2 separate regions of the Homo sapiens genome follow, and region 2 is linked to region 1. Evidence: read pairs that join two places in POLR2A ChIA-PET (ENCODE). Cell type or tissue: OCI-LY7. All regions are shown on one strand. Each heading gives the region's core, and the rest is flanking DNA. Links, peaks and the distances in the headings are about the cores only.

Evidence for each region. ChIA-PET counts read pairs that join two places held together with the same protein. Peaks named below come from ENCODE experiments on the same cell type or tissue, not always from the same donor. Only the 100,000 strongest peaks of a DNase experiment are listed, where the experiment ranks them.
Region 2: POLR2A ChIA-PET joins it to region 1 with 11 read pairs; 2 of 35 experiments call an interaction of 5 or more read pairs at or near these places.

What each region holds. Positions count from the first base shown.
Region 1 is chr11:130,268,519-130,271,336 of GRCh38, forward strand. All of the region lies in intron 1 of ZBTB44 (zinc finger and BTB domain containing 44), which reads right to left. Among named protein-coding and RNA genes, the nearest start is that of ZBTB44, 45 kb to the right of the region's middle. In OCI-LY7, for the core only: no CTCF peak of the experiment used is centred there; a DNase peak (open chromatin) is centred at 1,223; H3K27ac peaks cover 438 bases.
Region 2 is chr11:130,481,855-130,484,672 of GRCh38, forward strand. No RefSeq gene overlaps it. Among named protein-coding and RNA genes, the nearest start is that of ADAMTS15, 35 kb to the left of the region's middle. In OCI-LY7, for the core only: no CTCF peak of the experiment used is centred there; no DNase peak of the experiment used is centred there.

The DNA.
Region 1 (2,818 bases), core at 88-2,587:
TTAAGGTGGGAAGAGCCCTTGACTCCAACCTGGGCAACACAGCAAGACCCTGTCTCAAATTTTATTTTATTTTATTTTGAGACAGAGTCTCACTCTGTCACCCAGGCTGGAGTACAGTGGCACTATCTTGGCTCACTGCAACCTCCGCCTCCCGGGTTCAAGCAATTCTCCTGCTTCAGCCTCCTGAGTAGTTGCGAATACAGTCGCCAGACACTACACCTGGCTAATTTTTTGTAATTTTAGTAGAGATGGGGTTTCACCATGTTGGCCAGGCTGGTCTCGAACTCCTGACCTCATGTGATCCACCTGACTCAGCCTCCCAAAGCGCTGGGATTACAGGTGTGAGCCATCACGCTCGGCCTCAAATTTTAAGAGAGAGAGAGAGAGAAAAAAAGAAAATGTCATACATAATATGGACAGTTGAGAAACCACAAGGTATAACCTGAAGTTTTTATAAGTTAGCCAAGTCTCTTTAAAAAAAAAAAAATCTCGCCAGGCACGGTGGCTCATGCCTGTAATCCCAGCACTTTGGGAGGCCAAAGCGGGTGGATCACCTGAGGTCAGGGGTCAAGACCAGCCTGGCCAACATGGTGAAACCCCATCTCTACTAAAAATACAAAATTAGCTGGGAGTGGTGGTGTGTGCCTGTAATCCTAGCTAGTCGGGAGGCTGAGGCAGGTGAATCACTTGAACCCGGGAGGTGGAGATTGCAGTGAGCCGAGATCACACTATTGCACTCCAGCCTGGGCAAAAAGAGTGAAACTCCACTAAATAATTAATTAATTAATCTCATTTATCTCTGTGTGTAGATGAATATGTATATGTGTAGTTATAAGTTTAATTTGGAGGTCATTTAAAATTCTTGAGTAAAGATCAGTATTAACTACAATTACTAATTTAGACTTTGTGCAGCATTTACAAGTAATAAAAATGTACTTGTAGCAGTTTGCAATTTGAACTATTCAGTAATTCAGGAAGTTTACTTCCCACCCATTTTATTCCAAATTACTGATGAAATACTGCTATCACACATTCTTGTGAAAGTGGTATGTTGCTAAACAACATATAATTTAAGGGAATACAAAAAAGAACCTACAATTTTTTTTTACAGTTGGGTTGAAACAATTTTGCCAAATAAGGTATACAGCCTAGTTGATAAAGTAGATTGGTTTAAGTTAGACAAATCTTAGGTTTTAAATTTTCACTTCCCCATTTACCAGCCAGGCATTAAATCTGAGTCAAGTTGTTCACCTCTCTAATGATGCTTCTGTTTTTTTTCTCATCTGAAAAACAGGAATCATAGAAATTATACTTCCAAGATAGCCAAGAGGATTAAATTAGCACAATTCCTGGCATAAAGCAAGCATTCAATAAACGTTAGCTATTTATTCACACTAGAAAAAGTGTGAACAAAAATTAAATGTAGATCAAATTTTAAAATGTCTATTTTTCACAGCATTTTAAAAACCTGTATTTTGATATATAGATTAGCTGATAAAAATTATCAGAAGATTTGAGATTAAAACGAAGTAGCTCTTAGCATATAAAGTGACGTGGCTGCTTAACATGATGAAAGAGAAAGTAATGAGACTGTTAACCTTGGAAGTAATTTTAGTTGGATGGGAAAAGTTGATATTTGAAAGAATGTATCTATTTAAATATGCAGCCACATCTCAAAACTGGAAGCTAACTTTCAAAAGATACTAACCAGGTTTTAATTATGCTAAAACTGAACTGAGATCACTCACTCGCAGCTTATATTCTAATTAAAACCCATGAAGGACAGAAAAGGTTAAGGAGAGGGGCATATAAGTTTAAGATGCCTGTAAGAGGAATATCCAGGTGGAAATTTATACATAAACTTGTCTGTATTGGCTTTTATCAACTATGCTCCAGATAGAACACTAGGGGCTTTAGATATGCTATCTCACATGAGTTTACATTATAATACCCTGATTTTACAGATGAGGAAACTGAGGCCAGAAAATTATTTGGTTCAAGACCACTTATGTTTATACCAAGCTTCAGACCTACAATCTTCTTCAAAAAGTACAGGTAGCCACATGGGAGTAGAAGAGTCCTATCTGCCTTTTAAGAAGATTTCTTGGTGGCAGCAGTGAGGATAAAGAAAATGCATCTGAGAAATATTTAGAATGGAAAACCACCTAGGCATGATTTTGTACTAAGGGTGGGTGGAACAGTAGCTAAAAGAGTCAGATGGTTTTATCTCTAACTTTGTTTTCACCAAACAAGACAAAAGAAGAGCTGGTTTCGATAGGGGTTGATGATGGGGAAAGAAATGTTTCAATTTTGGATATACTGAGTTTAAAATACCTGAGAAGAATATCCACATGTAAATTTATACATGAAGTTGCCCATTCTGGCCTGCAGTTCAGGGAAGAAGTCACGATAAATTTCATTCTGCTGAATTTATCAGAGCTGAAGACATGTAAAGAATGTACGGGGACGAAGGGCAGAAAGGCACGTTGTTAGAAGCTTGGAGCAGATAGAGCAAAAGGCCTTGGTGAAAACATTTTGTGTCTAATTTCTCTCGACCCTGTCCAGTATTGCACATAACATACAACAGAGTGAAATATATGAATGAATAAATTTATGTTATAAAATTTCTGTCTGGTTTTGCTATATAAAATGCCTATATCTATTCATTATAAATAGTTAAAGGAAAAAGTTGCAATTTGAGTTTACAGTCTTGAATTTCACATTAAAAGCATCAGTATGAAATGATAATGTACTTAATCTCTAGCAATGAATATGGCTAGCACCCAGAATGGCTTCTAAATTCCATTTCTCATCTCAA
Region 2 (2,818 bases), core at 2-2,501, 210 kb after region 1:
GTCACCTATTTAGACATGGCCCGGGTGGCCTGGACGACCACAGCCTGGGGAGACAGGTGACCTAAGCTTCTGTCTAGACTCTGCTAGCACTGGGTCATTTGCACAAGGTCACCCTCTGGGTGTTCATTTCCCTGTTTGTTAGATGAGGCATTGAACTTGATTGTAAATTACGCATTCCTTTTCAAGCTCTAAGACACGTCGATTCCATACATTGAAAATCTCAGCTCCAAGGGGATTAAAAAAGTGTGTCTGCCACTTCACTTGAAACAAAAGGAGATGTATCTTTTGGCTGTATACTTCAAAAATTTCCATGCTTCTCCACTCCTATTTGGAAGTTCCTCACCCAAGGCATGTCTACCTGCTCTTCCACCGGTAGGCAGCCCTCCAAAGGGGAATAAACATTTGCAAAATCTCAGTACATAGATTAGCTTCTGAAGTTTCCTTAGCTCCTCTTGACTTTTAAAGTAGTTTTAGATGTCAGCGACTAGGAAACTGATACCTAAATATTTCTATTTCTTCCCTGTACTTGTCATGCCCATACCTAGCAAATAAAATCCGTTTTGAACTCTGCGCTGCTGCCCAGTGGGTAGCTCTATTCACTGCATTTTCCTTGTACTGGGCCTTGGGGAAAGAGACCTCAGTTCCTTGTGGAAGGTGGGATAAAAAGAAGGCTGGCTTTTGCCAAGGGAGAGTTCTCAATACCCAGACACTCTTAAGGGATTGTATGTTGTATATGTCATATGTGTTTATAGTTTATAAGTGTTTACATCAGTTATCTGTCCTCATTGGAACTTGGTGAAGTACATTCTATTATTATCCCCATTTTGCAGATTAGAAAATTGGTGTTTATAAAAGTTGGTACGTGACAAGTGGCTTGATAAGTTTAGTGCTAGAGATGGTAAGAATGATTACTCCTGGGCCTCTGATCTCACAGAGATTCTCAATAGCCAAGTTTCTATCTCAATTGTCAAAGAACAGTGGGTTGGGTGGTGGATGGTATTTTCAGTTTAGTACAATAACTACCGATGGCAGTGTGTGCTTGGAGTACTAAGAAGGAAACCCAAAGCATTGGCCATATCCTTGAAGGGCCTATAGTCCAGGTCAGGGGACTGTGCATACACTTGGAAGGTAAATAAAGAGTATAGAGTAGTCCAAAAAGAGGAGGAGTTATGAAAGAGGAGTTGAAACAGGCAAGGAAAGCACAGGTCAGAGTTGGATGCTGGAGAAGAGAGCCATGAGATGGTGCAGAGGAACTCAGGAGAGTCCTCCCCTTGACGCAGGGCTGTGTCTTTCCCTGTTCTTTTTCTCTTCCTTCTTTCTTTTTGATATTTTGTTATTATTTTCTCAGTATATTCCAGAAATAATGGAATATGAGACAAAGGATGTGCACTCTGAGAGGTCACAGTCTAATGTTGACGTGGTACAGCTGATCTGAACAAAGACATGAGGCAGGGACAACTGAAGCCTCTCTGCAGGGGAGGAAGAAGCCGGCTTGGAGCAGTGGCGCTGTGCCTGAGAGGTGTGGCGGGGGAGAGGGTGTAGAACCAGACTGGTGGGGGAGCTTGAGTTCTGTCCAGAAAGTTGAGGCTTCATGTTAAGCCTTGGCAATGGAGAGTCTGGTTTCTAAACAAGGGAATAGTATTCTGAAATTCTGTGGTATTGACTTTTTTAGGTAAGAGAAATGAGGAGAGGAGAGAGGAATATAGATTTATGTGCCTCGTGCCAGAAATGCGTCTCTGCATTAATGGGTTGAGTTCTTTGAAGCCAACTACGGAGAACTCTGCAACACTGCCGTGCCACTGCCCGTCTCCCCCCAGAACTATTCTTAGAGGAATTTAGCAAGGACAACAATGACCTATGGAGCAGTGACATCCATGTGACTTCCTAGGTTGGTCTCTACAAGTTTACGGAGTCACTTAGGGTACTCAAGAGATAATAAGTCCTAAACTGAAACTAGAGACAAAACAGGCTCCTTGACTTCTCTGGAGTTAAAGGTTCTGTCATTTTCTAGAGTCAAGTATGTGAATGACTCTTTTTTCTTCCTTTTCTTTTTTGGCTCTGAAAAAGGTCAAATTCAATAAAAACAAAACAAAACAGAAAACCTAGAAGGGAGAGCAGGAAGCCAGTTTAGTACAGGGAAAGAACCATGATGAATTATTTAACGAACTGTATGCTTGCAAAACTCAAAGCTCCCAGGCAACATGACTTATACTGACTTATAAGATATGCTTCATATTTGACATGAGAGCTCTTTGATGAGTCTAACCTCTGAAAACACTCATTCATAAATATGCAAGATTACACCTGTAGGAATGTTCGGCCCAGCATTGTTTGTAATGGAAAAGGATGAGAGAAGAAAGAAAAACGAAAAGGAGGAAGGAAGAGAGGAAGGTAGAAAGGAAGAGAGAAGGAACAAGAAAAAGGATTTAGAAAGCTACCAAAAAGAGAGCTGTTTAAATCAGTTATAGTACATTTATAAAATGGAATTCTCTGTAGCAGTTAAAAAGAAACATGGCAGAGCTGTGTACTAGTTGGCCAGGGCTGCCATAACAAGTGTCACAGACTGGAGGGCTCACATAACAGAAATGGGTTTTCTCAACTCCACAGGCTGGAAGTCTAAAATCAAGGTGTCGGCAGGGTTGGTTTCTCTTGAGGCCTCTCCTTGGCTTGTAGATGGCTGTCTTCCCCTGTGTTTTCACATGGTCTTTCCTCTGTGTGTGTCTGTGTCTTAGTCACTCTTTCTTATAAGGACACCAGTCATATTGGATTAGGGTCCACCGTAATGATCTCATTTTAATTTAATTAACTCTTTAAAGCC